Regions from separate parts of the Homo sapiens genome. Here region 1 is linked to region 2. The links are chromatin loops, found by intact Hi-C in ENCODE. Cell type or tissue: MCF 10A. All regions are shown on one strand. Links, peaks and the distances in the headings refer to the core of each region. The heading gives the core; the rest is flanking DNA.

Region 1 (10,340 bases), core at 1,674-9,673, 640 kb after region 2:
CCAGGCTAACAATAGAAAGCCAAAGATTATTGACACGGTGGTCAAAGAAGTTGAGGGCTAAAGAAGAGGAAGGCCTGCAACTGATTAAAGATATAAAAGTGTCAAACAGATTTAATAATTAATTAAATACATTGACAAATGGCTTTTTAGAGCTTCCTATTGGCTGACTCGATTGATGCAAACCTCTGCAGACAGAATGGTAGCTCAGAGGCCAAGTCCTTATATTTGTGGGTGTTACTGTCCAATGACATAGACAAATAATGAATAAATCAACAGACAAAGATTATGATTTAAGTGGCAAGAGATGGTCTCTTTCGAGTTGATATTGAGTTTATTTGAATTAGTATTTTAGCTTAGAAATGATAAGCTAGGATAAGAAGGAGCTAACCAGGAAGAAAAATCATGCCAGGAGGAGGAAAAAGTGTGGTTAAAAGGTTTCAGACAGGAAAGAGGATGGCGTGTTTTCAGAAACATGAATAGAACCCACACAGTTGAAGTGATGAGATGGGAGGAGTAAGCACATCCAAGTCATGTTTGTTTTAAGCTTGGAGAGACATCAACTTGGGACATTTTCCTAAAAAAATTAAGAAGAGTACTTATGCTGAGGTAGAAATCTGTTAAGACTCAAAGATTTTGTAATAAACTAGGAAAAATGCATATGTTCTATTAAAAGAATTGACAATGAAACAATTACTATTACTTTGGAATATGAATTTTTCTGATGTGTATTTCAACACCTTCCCCTAGTTCTTCTCTGTGAAAAAGTTTTTCAAAGTATATGAATCTGGTATGACCTACACTGGAAACTGCCTACCTGCCAGAAGGCGGGTGACTGGCCCAAAGTGAACACATTGAAGTGCTTCCCTGCCATTTTTCATTAAGTATACCACATCTTCGGGGATAACCAAGGGAGTAATTGCCTGCCTCATGGAGAAGCTTTTCAGAGGAATGAAATTAACACTGAGAGCAGCACAGACAGACAGGAGATGAAGAGAGTTGTTAGGATTTTCAAGTCTTTGCGGACAGTCGTCAATTAGACCTCTGGCTTTCTCGAAGTTTACCCATGTGAGCTAGGAACTTCATCTTTTCATCTTTTTGTTTGTTTAAACCATTTTTAGTTTCACCCTTTTGAAACAATATTGTGCTGACTCATATGATAATTAAATTGGCTGGAGGTGGTCTCTTTCAAATCGATATTGAGCTTATCTAAGATGGTATTTTAGTTTAGAAATGAAAGGTAAGAAGGAGCTAACCAGGAAGAAAAATCATGTCAGGAAAATTATGCCCAAAAAATCATGCCATTTATCTAGCATGGTTTGAAAAAAGGGAAAAAGTTACTTGGGAACAATCACATAAAGCTCAGAATAATCAAATATGATGGGGATAATAATACTGTCTCAGTTGCATAATTTGCTTTGTAGAAGATTGCTGTTATTATAGCAGGAATAGAAAGAAAATAAGAGTCTACAGTCAGCTTTGACATTCAGAGTGAGAACAAATAGCAGAGATGAGCAAAGAATCAGCCATGGACAAGCCTTACCTTCCCCAGGGCCATGAGAACTAGAACTCTTCCCCTCACAAACATGCATTTCAGAAGGAGAGGAGGGGAAAACAGTCGCTTAGGGACTGGAACTTTACATTGACTGAAAGCTTAACCGAGATGGACTAAGTTATTCCTATTGGTAAGTTTATGGATTTCTAATAAAATGTGGGAGGTTTATGAGAAAAATTAGAACAATTATAAAAAATACAGTTTTTAAAATGTACATCTTTATTGTCCATGTGAGTGTAAATGTATGATCCTTCCAGACTAGCAATAAAAGGGGAAAAAACCCAGATAACTTTATTAAAGAATCACCAATGAGGTGCTCAAGTTAATACATATTTAATAATGTCCAGCTGTTAGCCAGATTCCCCCACCACTATTACCCACCTGCTGGCAGAAAGTTTTTATTATTTTTAATTAAAAAATTATCTTTTCATCCCTACTCCTGAAATAAACATGCCATCACATGACCACTCATTTTGTCAAGAGTTTATAACATTCATAAATGGCTATGCTTTGATCTGGCAGGTCCCCTATCTCTAGTAAAATCTCACATTCATTTTTATTAAGTACCTTTGTGACATCGCTTTTTATTACTGCTGTGAAATAAAAATCTGGGCATCATTCAGGTTCAAGGTCACTTCTGTAAAAGAGGCAAAGTGCAGGACTTGACAAGCTTATGAAAATTATAAGAGGGATTAATAGTATCAAGGGATCATTAAGGTCTCTATGATTGTACAAAGACTATAAAGTTCCCGTGCCTAATAGAGATTATCTCAGTTTCTTGCTTTCTTTTTTTTCTTCTAAAAATATGCTCCCCAAAAGATGACCATTTAGAATACTAGTTGTATATATATCCACTGAAAGTGCATTATTTCTTTCTCTTATGTAAACTGTATTTAGACAAAATTTAATTGTTTATTATTTAGGAAAAATTAAAGCTTTTATTCAATATAAGAATTTCATGGAAATTGACTTTATAAGTTAATTTTTGTATTTCAAACAATGTCAGTTTGTTAATACTTATGTTTCAGCACATTTAAAACTTGATGCTACAGAGCATTTTGTGGTACTTCTAGTACTCTTGTGGCTAGATGTTCCAGAGGAGAGAAGTGGAATAAAATAGAAAAACTGAAAATGGCATGCTAACGGGGAAGGGCTAATTATCTACCTTTCCTGTCTAAGTAAAGTTAAATAACACTATGAAGAGAAATTCTGAACATCACAAAGAACATAAGAGCTTTCTGGTATGTTTTATTAGGGATATCCTGAAAGTTCTTTTATGCTGCATTTAAATTTAAAAGATAAAAATCACAGCAACAATTCAGGGTTAAATTTGAGTTCAAAGTTTAAAGTGCACGTAAGAATGCCCAGGATTAAAAATAACTTGCAAATTGTTTGATAATAACTATAATTTTCTCCTCATTTTTGTTCTGTTAGTGAATTATATCACCAGATAAGCAATTTAAGATGCTTGAATAAATATTCATTGTATTTACAAAAGAAAATCACATAGAGCAATAACACTCATCTTTATTTACTCTTTTATTCACAATGGATAAACAGATATGCCTGAACAATATTTTCAGGTAGAATTGACAAGTAGATGAAAAAATAAGTCAGTTTAAATACTAGAGTTCATTACGACTGCAAGCTTTTCTAAATCTGTATTGTGTTATTATAATCATACACTTAGAATAATTTAGTTATGATTTTATTAAAATATAGTATTTTACTCATTCCCAATGGTGTTATAAAGAAATTGCAGGACATTTGGAAAGACTTTAAATACTTATAAATACTTAACACTTTTTTAGTATTTAAAAACATACTAAAGACTCCCTCTTCCCAAGAAATACATTTCTGGAAAGTCAAATTAAATTAATATTGTAAGTAAAGACAAACTGAAAATGTATTCTATGTAAATCTATCTTTCCTTATGATTATAATTCATATGTAGATAGGAACATTCCCAATGATTCGAGGCTGATGGCTGAAGTTTAATTCAAAGCTGTAATACCATGATTTGCATAGTTTAATTGACTGATGTAAAATAATAATATTTAGGACTCTTTTCTGAATACGTTCTACATATGAAATACATTACAAATTGAACTGCTGTCAGTTCTCCTTCCGGATTGGCTGGGACCATTATTACAGTCCATCAACTCACCATCAGACCATTACTTGCTCAGCAGTGTTCCCTGCGGACTTGCATTGCTCACTTTGAACATATTGCTTTAATAAGGAGAATTATTTCAGAAAGCTTGAGTTATCTCAGGCCCTGGAAGAAGCACTTCAGAACCTGACAAAGGAGTTTCTGTAGTAAATGACTTTGGAGATCAAAGAGTAAAATGTATATTTTACTTCATTTACATAAAAACATCCAGCACAGCATTTTACAAATTAACACAAATTTGATATAACACGAAATGATATATGACTAAATTCTTCCATCTCTAGGATTCCAGATGTGTTTTTTATGTTGGTTGATTTACTTTTTGATTAGTTGTTAGAACGTAAGACATCTGTTGCCATTGTACAGTGTAGAATATTTTAATGGTATTACTAAATGCCATGCATCTATCAGTGCCTAATCATGTGTCTAGTGCTAAAGCAACTCCCTGGGTAGGCTTTTCTAACAGATGTGGAACACTAGACTGCTGACCATGAAATTCTTCCAAAACAGCACTTATGAAAAGCAACTTCTTAGTATTAAATTTAGGTAGCAAAAAAAGTGCTAAAACTGTACAAATACAATTCAGCAAGTTTCATAATTTTATTTGATTTTTTATTGTTGCAGCTGTAATGGCATATGTTTTCTGTAGTTGCATTGTATGTTTAAGAAACTTAATTTCATTATTATTGATTACATCAGAATTTTCTGTTTTCTCTGAAGTTCAGGCAAGTAAGTCATAATACGCCTAGTGTCTAATAACCAATCAAGGTGGAACTAATGCAAATCAGACACCGATTAGAAAGATAATCATATAGTTATCCCCAAATAAACTGTATATACTTTTCTTTATTCCTGCTTTATTATCTAATTTTTATGGAATGTATGTCTGCTGAGAGGATTTACAGTGTTTATTGCTAATCCAGCCTTTATTTTCTTTAACTATTGATAAGAAAGTCTATGAAAAGATAATGACAGAATGAACAACTAGCTACCGGTAAATTTCAGAAATCAATAAAAGATCGCAGTTCAAAAATAGTTTCAGTGATATATTGCTGGCGATTTTATTTTACATATGTAGAATTCTAACGATAAATAGAATTCTGTGCTTATTTAGGTCATAAATACTATCATTGTGCAAATCTTACTGAAAGGAAGACAAAAACATATTCTCTCTGTACTAATGCTCAGCTAGACCTAAAGCAGTAATGACTGATCCCTTCAAAGTGTTATGGGAATAAGTCAAAGTTAGAATTTTGTTGCTAAACTCTTTGTACATTATATGCACATAAGTAGGCATCACTTTAGATAAAGTAGGAGATATCTCCTGGCCAAAGGAAATAAAAACATGGTAAAACAAAAACAAAAACAGTGTAGGGATTCGTTGCTTTCATGACTCTTTGAAGTCAAACAGAAGAATGCTTAAGTTATGACTTTGCCATTACCTAGCTATGTGATCTTCAGCAAGTTAAATAGCCTATTTTTGTCTCTGTTTCTTCATGAAATGTGGAAATAGAGATGACTACTTGGTAATAATTGTGAGAATTAAATATCATGTACTTCATGTTCCTGTATAAAGTTCATGCATACCAAGTTCAATAAGTCTTAATTATTATTATATTGTTTATTATTATTACACTATTATTTTTATTCTCTCTGATAATTACATGGAGTTATCATTCTGAGAAAAAATGTCCTGTAAAGGAACAAAACAGATGCTTAATTCTCATTGAAAATAAATTCTCACTCAACATCAATTATCAATTATGGCCAAAAGAAATATTTGTTGTCACTCTGTCACTGTTTAATGGAAAGAATAGGAACTTCATCTAAGTGTTCAATCCATTCTGCCACATGGGGGCATATTTTGTGCTTAATTTATTCTGATGTATCAACAGGAGGCAGATTATTATGGCCTAATAGAAATAAGACCTCTATAAGTAATATTAAATTAATCAGAATGCATAATAAAAGTAGAGGCATTCATTTCTAATACTAATTTTTAAGATGTATACTGCATCTCCAGTCAACATGTCTGTTTCATGTAGAAATAAGGAGGAAATACAAAGGCATACTTCAGGGCATCTTTAAGACTCTTACTTGGTAAGTTTCTACCACCTACTCCCACATAGCACATGGTATGTGCACATGACACTGAGTAATCTTTGTGCACATGACAACTGAACTGTGTCACACATGCACTTAATCTTTAAGGAAGATCAAGATGCAGAGTTTTTGTTGTTATTGTTGTTGTTATTGTTTTGTTTTGTTTATTTTTCACTGTGTGGTGTGCCACTCCCAATCAAACTGAAGTCCTGTTTTCAAGGAAGAAGGATAAACTAAATATTAGATAGACAACAATCACTCCTTGTCACAGTAAAGTACACAATAGTTAACAAAATGTGATTAAGGCAAACATCAGTTCTATAACATGGGAAATCACAAGGAGGAAGGAAGGAAAGAGGCATAACTCTTGGAGATCACAAGTTTCAATGCTCGTTGAAAAAAAAAGTAACTCAGGAAGCAGTTCAGAACTTAATCAGAACCTGAACTTGATATAATAATTAAAGTTCTTATTTTAATTCTGTTTACCAAAAAAAAAAAAAAAGACTGAAGTAATGCATGTCAAACCCTTAGAAAATCCAAGAAAGCTCCAAACAGAAAGGAAAAATATTTAATATAATCATAACCTCAATGCAAGGACCAACGTTAAGATTTTTAATAATATCTACATTTTTTAGTTAGGTATTATATTTACAAGTATACACAGTTTATAAATATAATTCTTTACCTATTTTACCTTTATTAAAAAATAAATTTAAAAACCTTCTACATTATTATTTTGTATTATTTTAATGTTAACAGTATAGGAAATTTGAAAGTAACAGAAGATATATTGCTCCTTTATAGGAGGATATAATTGCTTATTATAAAGTTCTGTTGTAAAGAAGATCATAATCATGAACTAAGTGACTTAGTGAGATTATAATGCAAGAATTTCAATAGGGATTTTCACTTAAAAATTCATAGATTCTCTATTGTTTTGGTTTTTCCAATATTATTTATGAACTATAGACTTTCAAAACAGACACACACACACACACACACAGACATATACATACACATAGTAAAGGAAAACAAAACATATTATCATAACCGAACTTTTTATTGCTTCCCAAATTGTCTTCTCTCATAATGTGTACCCATTGAAACCACAATATTTTCAGCTACCACGACTTAAGTCAGAACCTGTGAAGAGGCCTGTATCCGAATGGAATGTGTTGCACCTGCTAGAGTTGAATCCAACTCATCCACGGATATTTAGAAACTTGGATTATCTTTTGTGCTGTTTTCTAATCTATAAAATGGGGGCAATAATTTTTTGTCTAATTGGACGATTTCGAGAATTTAATGAGACGGCATGTTAAGAATTTAAAACATTGTCCATTATTACCCATTCTATTTTGGTCATATATTGGCCTATTATTTCTACCTCTGTATTAATTACATGCATTTCAAACTCTTTGTTCTCACTATAATTAATCATAATCACTTCTTTATTATCTTGCATTCCAACCAGTCTCACAACTTCCAATTTCCCCTTTTTAAATTTAATTTACTTTAATTTTTTTTTTTTTTTTTTTTTTTTTTTGAGACAGAGTCTCTCTCTCTGTCGCTCTTTTGCCCAGGCTGGAGTGTAATGGCATGATTTCAGCTCACTGCAACCTCCACCTCCCGGGTTCAAGCGATTCTTCTCCCTCAGCCTCCTGAGTACCTGGAATTATAGGCACCTGCCACCACGCCCAGCTAACTTTAGTAGAGACGGGGATTCACCATGTTGGCCAGGCTGGTCTCGAACCCCAGACCTCAGGTGATCCACCTCCTCAACCTCCCAAAGAGCGGGGATTACAGGTGTGAGCCACCCGGCTGGCCAGATTAATTTTCTTAGAGCAAACCTCTGATACACTTGTGCTGCTGCTCAAAAGTTGGTGGCAATTCCTCATCAACAATCAGTGAGAGGCTGCCTGACATTCAACATCCTCCACAATCTGGCTCAAACTCACTCTCCACCTTTTTGTCTCTTTACTTCACTTTTTCATTCATAGGGTACAACCATAATAATATTTTCTCTAAACCTTCCTATCTTTCCCCCCTGGATATACTTTCCTTACATTTTCACATATTTTAATCTCACCTGTTCTTCTAGCTTCCACTAAAAATATATTTTTCCATAAAATGTAGGCTTTTATTGTCTTCCTGTCATAAGCAATCTCTCCTGACGTTGAAATCCTCTAGAGTTTTATTTGCATCTCTTATGAGTCAGTGCTTTTTACATTTATCTGTGAGTTATAGAATCCATTTGTGACTTCTACATATTTTAAGAATTTAAGATTTTTTGAAGTGGAATTATGCATTTTTTCCTGTCTCCATAGCATCTGAGTTTATATAGAGGGGATACTCGATGAAATGTAATTGGCCCAATTAAGTAAAAATTACTCTTTTAAGTATTTCTAAAATTACAAAACTGATAAAATTGGCAAAGGTGTGGTAATATTACTTCAGATTCTAACACTCCATTCTATGATTTTATGAATGTCTCCTATAATTTTTAAGAAATGAGTAGACTGATGGAATTTTACGGCTAATTAGAGATTTTAGGAATCACGTATTCCAACTTCCTCTTGTAACTGATGAAGCTTCTGAGGTTTAGAAATGTTAAGGAACTTGCAAACACAACATTTTTATTGGCAACAAGAAGCTAGAACCTGGAATCTTACTTTGTGACAGGCAGTCTAGTAAACTTTCCACTATTTGTCAGCCTTAATTTGCTGTGTGGTCCAACCTAGAGTTGAGTGTTTAATGAAATGACTTCTGTTGATTTCTTTTCAACTTTGAGATATATTTTACATATTATAATTTAAATTATACAACTCAATAAATTTTCAGTAAATTTATTGAATTATGAATGAAATTATACATTATGTGGTCTCTTGTGACAGACTTATTTTACTTACCATAATATTTTTGAGTTTCATTGATATTGTAACATTTATCAGTAGCTTGTTCATTTTTAATGCTGACTAGTATTCTGTTGTATGGATATATAACACTTTGTCTATTTCTTCATCAGTTGATAAGCATTTAGTTTGTTTCTAATTTTGGCTATTTGAATAATACTTCCACGAATAACTTATGCACAGATCTTTTGTGTGGACATCCACCTTACTATCCACCTTTATGTCTCTTTCCTTCAGTTTTTCATTCACAGGGTATAGCCATAATAATGTTTCCTCTAAATTTATCTATCTTTTCACATACTTCTCCCCACTGGATATACTTTCCTCACATTTTTCACATATTTTAATTTTACCTGTTCTTCTAGATTCCACTAAAAATACGTTTTAGATACATAATAACAGAATATAATAGGTTTTATAGTATATTTACATTTAACTTTTAATAAACTGCCAACTGCTTTGCAAAGTGGCTGTACAATTTTACTTGCATATCAGCATTATAGGAGGTTTCCTGTTTCTCTGATCCTCAACATTTGCTATTATCTGTCTTTATTATAGCTAACATAGTGGATGTAAGTGTTTTCTTATTGTGATTTTAATTTGCACTTCCCTAATGACTAATGATGTTGAACATCTTACATTCTTACACATAAATATACCCACACATACGTACATATACGTATACACACGTGCATTAAATATCTGTATGTGTGTGTCTGTATCAGTGTGTGTGTATTCTCTTTGGTGCGCTGCCTATTCAAATATTTGCCTAATTCAAAGTCTCCAAGATTTTTTCCTGTTGTCATCTAAAAAAGTTTATCTTTTTCATTCTAAGATGTAGCTTTATGAAATATTTACAGTCTACTTTTTGTGTGTGGTATGAGGCAAGGTTCTAAGTTAATCTTTTTTTGTGAATTGCTTTGGTACCTTTTTTGAAAAACAATTGACCATAAATGTTAGAATTTATTTCTGAACTCTTAGTTTTAGTCTATTAATCTACCTGTTTATTCTTATGCCAATACCACACAGATCTGATAAATATAACTTTTAATAAGTTTTGAAATTGGAAAATGAAAGTACTTTGACTTTGTTCTTTTTCAAACTTGTTTTGGCGATTTTAGGTCTTTTAGATTTTCTACAATTTAGAATCAACATCAGTTTCTGCCAAAAAAAAAAAAAACTGCTGGAACTTTGTTAAGATTTATATCAAATCTATTAATTACTCTGGGAAGAATTATCATCTTAGCAATATTAAGTTTTCCAATTCATGAACAGAGAATATATTTCCACTTATTTGGCTCACTTTTAATGTCTTTCAACAATGTTTTATAAATTTCAGTGTACTATTCTTGGACTTCTTTTGTTAAATTTATTTCTGAATATGATATTTTATTTTATTTTATTTATATTTTCTTTAGAGACAGAGTCTCACTCTGTTGCCCAGGCTGGAGTGCAGTGGAGCAATCATATCTCACTATAACCTTGAAGTTCTGGGCCCAAACAATCTTCCCACCACAACCTCACAACCTCCTGAGTAGCTAAGAATACAGGGACATGCCACCACACCCAGCTATTTTTTTTATCAATTTTTTAAATTTTT
Region 2 (10,340 bases), core at 865-8,864:
TGTAAAACTAAAACATAATTTAGGAGATGGGTAAATGAATGCCAATTATTTTACATATTTATTTAGGTTATTTAGCAAATACAGTTAGTTGCTGTACCACATAAAGACAAATAAAATTCCAGTGGTTTTTATTATAATTTTAGTATTTCTCTCAATAATACTCAGTGTCAAAGGTCAAGAATAGGAGGAAAGGAAATGTTGCCCATAAACTCTTGGTAACACAGAATACTGTAGCAATGCCTAACTTAAAGTATAAACAGCATTACTTAGATTTTTCTCATTGGACTCTACATGATTTTCTGCAGAAATACAATAGATGCTCTATCAGTAGAAAAGACTAATTTAACTTCCAGTGGCTGGAAAACATTTCAAAGATGAGTCAATATCTCTTGAAAATACATAAACTATTTAAAAATTTATAAAATGAAAACAAAAAAATTCATTCATTCTTAACATTCATGTATATTTTGAACCTGAGCATTAAGATGGCTAACAGGCAGGCGTGGTGTTTCACACCTGTAACTCCAGCACTTTGGGAGGCTGAGGAGGGTGGATCACCTGAGGTCAGGAGTTCAAAACCAGCCTGACCAACGTGATGAAACTCCATCTCTACTAGAAAAAGAAAAATACAAAATTAGCTGGGCATGGTAGTGCATGCCTGTAATCCCAGCTACTTGGGAGGCTGAGGCAGAAGAATTGCCTGAACCCGGGACGCAGAGGTTGCATTTTGCAGAGATTGTGCTATTGCACTCCAGCTTGGGCAATAAGAGCGAAACTCCATCAAAAAAAAAAAAAAAACCTAACAAACTATTTAATAATATCATATATTGTAGTGCAAATAAAAGTCTACAGTATATACTGAAGTATATAACAGTGATTTTGTTTACTTTTTGAGGTAATGCCTAGTACAATGTCTTTCCAATGTCTAGTATGACATTTTCACCAATTAGATTCTATGTAAATATTCAATGTGTTTTTGCAGGCATGTATGTGTGCATGTACCAACAAATGAATGCATGAATGTGTAGTTAAGAACATGCATGTGTGCTTAACCCATTTACTAGAAATAGGACCAATAAATATGAAGTTAGTGGATGTAGCTTGCCAAGTACAAAAATACAATGAAACCTTAAATAAAATTTAAACTTGTAATTTTTCACCTGGCTAAAATTTTAATTTTAAACTACTTTGTTTTATGCCCTAAATTAAGATGTCTTTGGTGCTGGGAAGTAATTATTAACCAGGATATAGCATTTAGAATTTTACAGTTTTAAGTAGTTTCTAATCTTTCCTGAATCCATAGATTCCTGAAGATGTGAACTTAAAATTGGCTAGTCTGTGTGTGTGTGTGTGTGTACATATATACGTGTGTGTCTATATATGTGTATGGATGTATATATATACACACACATACATATATATACACATACATATACATAGATATAGGTATGAATATATATACAAATGGTTAAACAGTCATAGGGCCAATATATTTTAATTTTATTATTCATAAATATTTTTTGCAGTAGAGTCACCAGTATCTTACTTTCAGAGATGATTAATTTGAAATATGATAATAAAATTTGCTGTGTGGCTTCAAAGTTAACTTTGAAGCCACTTGAATAGTTACATTGAACACTGTACTTGATGTCTTGTGATGTCATGGGTAATATGCTTCGTATAGGGCAGGCTGAAACTCATTTACTTAAAAAGCAATACCAATATGAAGATATCTACTGTAATATTTATTTAGTTTATACTGAACATCTGGTATGTTTTATTTTCATGATTTTATAGCAAATGCATTACAAAAGAAAGCACAAATAATCTCTATGCCAGAGCAAAATTACCATAGGAATGTTTACTTTAAAAAATCAGGAAACATGGACTTTAATGTTTCATTTACTTTTCCCCAAGAGATATGATGGGAGATGGAAAACACCCATTTGCTGAAGCAGAAACCTTCCATAAACAATAATGAAAATACCATCCTGTATTTTAATGGTATGTGATCCTTATAACTTTTGGAATAAAAAATGCAGCAAGCTTTTAAAAAAATCTTAGTTTGTAACAGTTAAATTGTAGGTGTATGAACAGGTGATCTCTGATGACATACTTAAAGACTTCAATGGAGAATAATGATACGCAAGCTATTTCAAACCTCTTCTTATTCATGTTATCTGTGCATTTGCCTTGCACACATATAATATGAATAATTAGACTTTTTTCCTCAGCAGAAGACAAGTGTCATGATGACTATCTCCAGTGAAAATATTCAAAAAGGGTTTATAAAAATCATAGAAGTTAATACTGCAAGTATTTGATTCTAAGACGCACACTTCTTTATACTTTAATATCTCTGATATCAGAATGTGTCTTACAATTGTTCTTGATCTGAGTTGAAGTTGCTTTTTTCTAGGAGAAATTCTTTCTTACTTCTGACAGATATGTGGGATCCTACTGATATGATACCTCTTTAAATTAAAGTCTCTGTCCGAAATTTGGGTCCATTCTGTTCGTGTGAATTCGGAAAGTAAATCTTCATAAATACCACCTTGTAGTTCAAGGAGTATTTTTTAATCTCTTTCTAACCAGACATGATTATGATTGAAACAGACAATTTTCCTTGCTATTATCATCTGAATAAGAGTTTATTTCTCCTTTAGTCTAGTCCTGAGTCATTTGGTGTCCCAGTTTGATGCTGGGATCATCTAGTAGACTGACCATCTTCAGCAGTTTTTTTTTTCTTAAAAGTACATAAAAGAATGGTGTATTTTATATTATGTCATCTGAGACTTGATGAAATTTGATAATTTATTAAAGGTAGGGATTACTTTTAGGGCTGACATCATGCTCATCTATCAAATATTGAGACTCCTCTTGGGGCTAAATGCTCAGATTCATCACTGGAAGAGGCTAAGACACAGACTATAATAGCACTGCTACAAAATACTAAATTTACAGTTCTACAGATCATAAAGATGGCATTGTCAAAGACATTTTATAAAATTTTGGAATGATTCTGATGCCAACCAAGATATAAATTGAGATGGACAGTTATGGAGATAATTAAGAAGATTGGATTCTGTGGACATATTACTGTGAGGTGCCAGGAAGGTAATGCATGCATGCAAAACTATTAGAAAGTGAAATTCAATGATGGCATTCAACTAGAAGATAGGATATAAAATATTTCAAAGATTCAGAAACCTAACATGATGGTACAGTTAAAAAAAAATTAGTACTGATGGTGTAGTTTTTTTTTTTTTCCTTTCTGGACATGTAAATCATAATATGGCCCATTCTTAGTGAGAAAGAAAATGGGAAGTGGTTTATAGGTAAATTGCCTTCGTCAGTCATTTTCTTGAGTACAAAGTCAGATGAGCTCCAATTTTGTACACAGCAATTATTTTACGGAAGGGAACAGATTGGAAACAACCTGAGCTTCCTCTTTAGCTTCCTGTATGAGGTGTGAGTGGGAAGACAAGAGTTGCCAGCACACATATATTAAGATTTGATACTAAAATCTCCCCTAGGTGACCAGCCACCGGCGACAGAGGAGAGTATCCTGGGATCAAGAGGAGGTGTAGCTGGATTTTTCTGTTTCACCTGGCCTAGTTCACCACTCGAGCCACTTTACATATAAGGGAGCAGAGTGCCAAGTGAGTGTTAAATGTTTCATCTAAAGTGAAATTTCTTCCACCTTAATTCTGAGTTATTCTGTATATAGTCTCTCTATTAAAACCTCTGGATGTGTAAACTATAGAGTGTTACAGAATATGTTTACCATTACAGCTGGAACTGATCATCCTGAAGTGTGTAATTTGGCTTCATGTTGCTTACCAGCTTTCTGTGAAAACATCTCATATTTTTATGCTTCCACATGAGCACATATATTTTATTCAATGTGAGAATTAATATTAGCAAGACAACATACATGATTTAGTAAGGCTGGGCTCCGGATTTTTGCCCATTTTACTTTCAAATACTGACGTCAACTATTCCAAAATAATCACTGATTCCTAATGGTAAGACTTAGCATGGCCAAATGGGAATGCCTACCTTAGTTTCCAAATATTTGAAATTTAGTGTAATTTATGGTGTATATGGTTTATGTGTAGTCATTATCAAAACAAGCAGACAAGGGGAAAAGAGGCATTCAAAAAGGAATATTTTATTGCTGGAGGGCTTGCTGGGCTAGTTTACCCTTTCCTCTCAGATATCACAAACATCTAGAGTTGTTTACCACAACCCTCCCCCAAAAGACCCTGTAACACTGAACAGTTGCACTTTCTCTTCTCTCTCCAGTGTGCATCTGACGTAAGAATCAGGAGGTAAATTTATTTACACTCACTTTATTTCTTACTTCTTATGGCTAAGCCATTCTATATGCCAAATTTTAATAGTCTTTAACTACTCTAATTTTATCAAAACACATCTTTAATATCTGAAACACTCTCCAAACCCCAGTCATTCAATGGTTAACAATATTTATGTATCCACAGTCATACTTTTCATAAAAATTCCTTTGGTCAGTTTTTCCCCATATATATTTACACTCATAACTCTAGCATGAATATAATTTTGAAATTCTAACTGAATCTATAAAGGGATCACTAAACAAATGAATATGCCATTAAGATTATATATGCATATAATCTCTAAAAATTTTCAAAACACAGCATAGTGTCCTACACATGATGGCATATAATCAATATATATTAGTCAATTGATTAATTCATAATGATGTTTCCTAAGAGAGATCTTATTTTTGAATATAATGGTGTTGATAATAACAATGTATGACATAAGGTATTTTTTACAAAAATCAAAAAGTGCTATTAGTTCAAATCTCTACTGAAAAACAAAAGTAATAAGACATGTATCTAGATTATAACTTGAAATTTTTAGATCATTCAGTCATTCAACAAATATTTGTTATCTACAATACTCATAATGTTGTATTGATATAAACCTAGAAATATACAACAAGCAAAATAATGTTTCATTTTGATATGGAGATTAAAGTCTGATTGGTTCAGTTACATTCTCCTGATTCTTTTACTTCCAGTAATTATCATTAACTCTCCACATATAGGCAAACAGATTATTTAGTGTAATGAATTAATATTTCAAAATATTACATTGCTGGAATGGTGCTGATCATAATTCAATATTTTTCCATGAAACAGATTATGAAAGATTAGCAAATATTTTAGGATTTGATTGAAATATGCTATTTGAAAAAATTTAAGGAGAGTGTTCAATAAATGCACCATACTAATGCAGGGACAGTCGTAACATTTACTCCAGTTTTGTGGTCTCTTTCTTATTTATAGTAAAGATAATCACAGATAGGAAAGTCCCTGGTGAGAAAATTTGCAATCAAAGTGGTTCCGAAACACTGGCTTTATTCATGGTTACCCGTCTCCTGGTAGTAGGATTCCCCAAACAATCCCGTGAGCATTCGTAAATCAAATACCAGCCCATCCAGCTTATGCCAAAGGGGGATCTGAATTTTAGAAAGTAAGTTTTGGAATGTATGCTGGGGTTCTATGTGTGGTAATGTTTTATTAAAATCCATAAACATGAATATTCCACACATAAAATTAGTAAATCAAAGAAAAGTCAACTGATAAATATTAACTACTTTTAGAATAAATGGCATCAAAAAAATTAATAGAATAATTATGTTAAGTGACAATGTTTACATTGTACATTTCAGCCATTTTTAACTATGTTCATTAGCAGTATTGTCATTGATAAGTTCCCCCAGCAGAGGGAAGCATAACCTCATTATTATTTCCATAGTAATATGGCATAATGTTTCAATTATGGAAAGTGGGGCATCACTACAATTTTACTGCATTTTAAGTGAAGGTTGGTTGATGTTTCTGCATTTACTAAGCAACTTTGACATTAAATAGGCTCTGACATATTTTAGGAAGCAAAAAATGAATTTGGTACAAAATGCCCAGTGTAAGGGAATACCCTACTAGTAATTCAGTGTAAAGATATCCACATTATCTTCTGCTTGACTAGGATACCCAATAATGATATATTAGGTTTATATCATGAGCATATAAATGAATCATTTTAAGGCATATTTTAAGACTGTAGTTTTTGCTTTGGTATATTTTAATGTACATTTCCATTCCCTACTCATCTCAGGTTGCTACTATATACAAAATGAAGTACTTAAACATGGCTTCTTTTTGTTAATATAAGAAAGTTGAGCTTTAAACCTTGTAAGCATCTAAAATTTTGAATTTATCATCATAATAAAACATAATTTATGATAATAAAACATAATTCAGTGCCTTGTGTTCTTTAGGATTTTCTTTCTGTAAGATTTTACTTCTCTTCGGCTGCATTTCTTTAAGTATTCTGAGAGATGCATACATTGCATGCATATGCATGAATATGCATTATTATGATTTTAGCCTGGTCTTAGCAGGTTGAAAGATGAAAAATGTGACTTACCATGGTGTAAGTCTGAACAGTGAGTCAGTGGGTCTCCATTTCTTATATCTTGTCGTCTTGTGCGTCTGAAGCAATTACATTTAAAAGGTGTTATTGTATCCTTATTTTTCCCTTCTAGGAATTTGTCATAAGAATGAAGAGAAATAAAATATATATATATATATCATAGACTCTAGTAACTTACAGGAACAGATGAATCTACATCCAACTAAAAGATTTTTTTAAAAAACAGTTCATTATACCTGTAAGAGCAGTCTCCAAGATGATCAAAATGGGAAACAAGATCCAAATGTACTAACAACATGTTAAAAGTCTTTAAAATAGTGATAACAGAGAATTCATGGCTTTTTCACTACCAGATGTCAGTCAGTAACAATCTAATGTCTAGAAACTCAAGGCCTAACTTCTGTGGAAAAAGCACAAAATTTAAAATAATAATCCATTTTTTTCAATAAAGGGTAAATTAAACTTTTTTTCTGATTATTAATGAAGGAATAAGCTTGAAAATTATAATTCACATGAATGTTCTCTTTCTCTAAATGCTTACACATAATTATTTAAATAGACTTTTGCTAAATTTTATAATATTAAGACTAGAAATTCTATTTTTAAGCTAGTTTTAAAATTTCTTTTCTTGGTTATTGTATCAACCTATCCTTTTTTTTTTTCTTTCTTTCTTTTTTTTTTTTTGAGACAGAATCTCGCTCTGTCGCCCAGGCTGAAGTGCAGTGGCGTGATCTCGGCTCACTGCAAGCTCCGCCTCCCGGGTTCATGCCATTCTCCTGCCTCAGCCTCCTGAGTAGCTGGGACTACAGGCAGCCGCCACCATGCCCAGCTAATTTTTTGTATTTTTAATAGAGACGGGATTTCACCGTGTTAGCCAGGATGGTCTCGATCTCCTGACCTTGTGATCCGCCCTCCTCGGCCTCCCAAAGTGCTGGGATTACAGCGTGAGCCACTGCGCCTGGCCATATCAACCTGTTCTTTTTTAAAACAGTTTATTTTATGATCATATGGCTATGATTGCAAACCAATTTACCTGTGAAGTGAATAAAAGCAACAATAAATGTTGAACTTAAGGGCAAGGCCTCCTCTTGCCAGAGGAATGAGAGAGAGAATAAATGAACTTACATTTAAGAGAAAAGCAAAGTTTGCTTATAAAAATCAAACGATTTCTTCTACATTCTACCCCCAGATCACATGTGAGCTGCAGCACGTTGTGGGTATCCTTTTTCTACATTTTGCTAATGGTTGCCTGGGAAGGAGGAGGTAGGCTGTAGTCACTGCGGTGCAACAAAGATGTGAAGTTCCAGGAAGAGGCTAAAAATGGAGACTGGCTATGTGTAACAGACTGGAAAAGATTGGGGGACACTTGCCCAAGTGTTTGCTGCTGCTATTTTAATGGGTATTGTCTTGCTGCAAAATTAGTTACCATCCCTAAAAAGAACTCTCACAAAGGCCGTTGAGAATTGCAAATATGGAATTTGTTACTGTATTCATAAATTTAGAAGTCTAAAGTATTTATAGATTTCTATTTGTAGAATTAGTGAAACTATCAAACAGATGTTGCACATTTCAAAATTGAGCCAACAAGAGAACTTGTGAAACACGAACTACAAAGCATTTGGGAAGGCATTTTTCACTGCCATTTAAGATTTTGAAAAATGCCATCACAAAGAATATATAAATCATGAGGCTTCTAAACATCCTTTTTAAAGACAGCGTGTCACTCATGAAATTGGATTAAGTAAAATCTGTAAGGCATAACAAAAATGTGCTAATGAAAATTCCTTCAATCTTGAATTGTAGGTATACAATAAATACTTTTCAAATATGTAATAACATATAGGTTTTAACTTATAGATGTGTTGATTTTCTTTTTATCTCTTTCCTTATTAAGAAGAGCTTAAAATTCAAATAGATTATTACTAAATTAGGTAATATTATAAACTTTCACATGAAGAAGAAATAATACTCATTTTAGTTCAAACACGAATTCCACTTTTTTTTTTTTTTTTTCGAGACAGAGTCTTGCTTTGTCACCCAGGCTGGAGTGCAGCGATGCAATCTCAGCTCAGTAAAACCTCTGCCTCCTGGGTTCAAGCAATTCTTCTGCCTCAGCCTCCCAAATAGCTGGGATTACAGGCATCCGCCACCACACATGGCTAATTGTTGTATTTTTAGTAGAGATGGGGTTTCACCATGCTGGCCAGGCTGGTCTCAAACTCTTGACATCGTGAGCCGCCTGCCTTGGCCTCCCAAAGTGCTGGGATTACAGGTGTGAGCCACGGTGTCGGGCTGAATTCCACATTTTAAAGTAAGATAATAGCCACCTAGAGTTAAATGTTTTTGAGAAGCATTAACTTTTAATCTTAAAAAATTTAATGTTACTGCTGTAAAGACTGCATATTGCTATTCCTTAAATTACCTACGGTTTCTTTAATGAACAGACATTATCTCCACAATAAGTTTTATTTTAAATTTGAAATTTCGACAAAATGAATGGTTATATAAAAGTAATACGAACATGTTACCTCAATTCTGAATGTTAAAGGTTTAATAATTGTATTTCTTATATGATATAATACTGCGTATACATTTAATATTATTAACAGGATACTGTGTTTTAATCCTTTGGACTACTTATATAACAGACTAAATTGTAGATGATTTTACACTCAGTCAATGTTATCTAAAGTGTGTAATCAAGAGATTTAAGTAGGCATTAGGGCCATTTCTTTGCTCAAATATTTTACCAAATATTCAAACTGATACAAATGTTGTAGGACATACCTCATTAGCTATGAAAATCTACATTCATAGCTTCTTTGAAAAAAATAGCTATAATAAACAATAAAGAAATCAAATTATATTGCTTCTAAAATGCAGAGGTTTCATAAAGCTGGTTCCATTTTATATTTCAATAGGTTGATATACATGCTGTTAATCTTTGGGCTCATATTAACGAGATACTGTATGTTAATTTCATCCACCATTCTCATTTCCTAAACCCTGCTAAATGTTGAAAGAGAAAGACATCCTTCAGTGAGTAGTAAAGGATATGTTTTTGAAAGGGCTATTTTGTCAAATGAAGAAAGAGTTATCTTAGCAACTTTTATTCAAGCATGTCCAAAAAAATACTTTTAAGTATTATCAAGAGTATGTTTAAGAGATATATATGTATATATATGCTGGGCGCAGTGGCACACGACTGTAATCCCTGTAATCCCTCTCAAAGGCCAAGGCATGAGGATCACGAGGTTAGGAGATCGAGACCATCCTGGCCAACATGGTGAAACCCTGTGTCTACTAAAAATACAAAAATTAGCTGGGCATGGTGGTGCACGCCTGTAGTCCCAGCTACTCGGGAGGGTGAGACAGGAGAATCTCTTGAACCTGGGAGGCAGAGGTTGCAGTGAGCCGAGATTGTGCCACTGCACTCCAGCCTGGTGACAGAGTGAGACTCCATCTCAAAAAAAAAAAAAAAAAAAAATATATATATATATATACACACACACACACATATACATATATACACATATACATATAGATATACACATATACATATATATTGCATATGCACAGATAGATATTTTACTACATGGTTTTATGTTTCAAGTTCAGACACTGCAAATGCAAGGTGATGCTATAATAATATAATAACACTTAAATTTTCTTGAAACAAATAGACGTATTTTGTGATGTTAATCAAAATTACATATATCACATATTAAAATGTAATATTTTCAAAACTAGAAATAAATTCTTCTGGACTTTTTATAATTAGGCCCCTGTGTACTACCTAAGACTCTAAAGGAAAATAAATTCCTTTCTCTGATCATTTTCTGTTCATCCAG

The links. Peaks named below come from ENCODE experiments on the same cell type or tissue, not always from the same donor. Only the 100,000 strongest peaks of a DNase experiment are listed, where the experiment ranks them.
Region 1: a loop joins it to region 2, with 6 times the contacts of the local background. A loop is called at or near these places in 3 of 110 quality-filtered maps.

The regions. Positions count from the first base shown.
Region 1 is chr7:84,609,439-84,619,778 of GRCh38, forward strand. No RefSeq gene overlaps it. Among named protein-coding and RNA genes, the nearest start is that of LINC03017, 82 kb to the left of the region's middle. In MCF 10A, for the core only: a CTCF peak has its summit at 5,563; no DNase peak of the experiment used is centred there.
Region 2 is chr7:83,970,649-83,980,988 of GRCh38, forward strand. SEMA3A (semaphorin 3A) reads right to left here. Exons shown (of 17, transcript NM_006080.3): 15 at 6,484-6,548. Among named protein-coding and RNA genes, the nearest start is that of SEMA3A, 220 kb to the right of the region's middle. In MCF 10A, for the core only: CTCF peaks have their summits at 5,774 (motif pointing right) and 5,981; no DNase peak of the experiment used is centred there.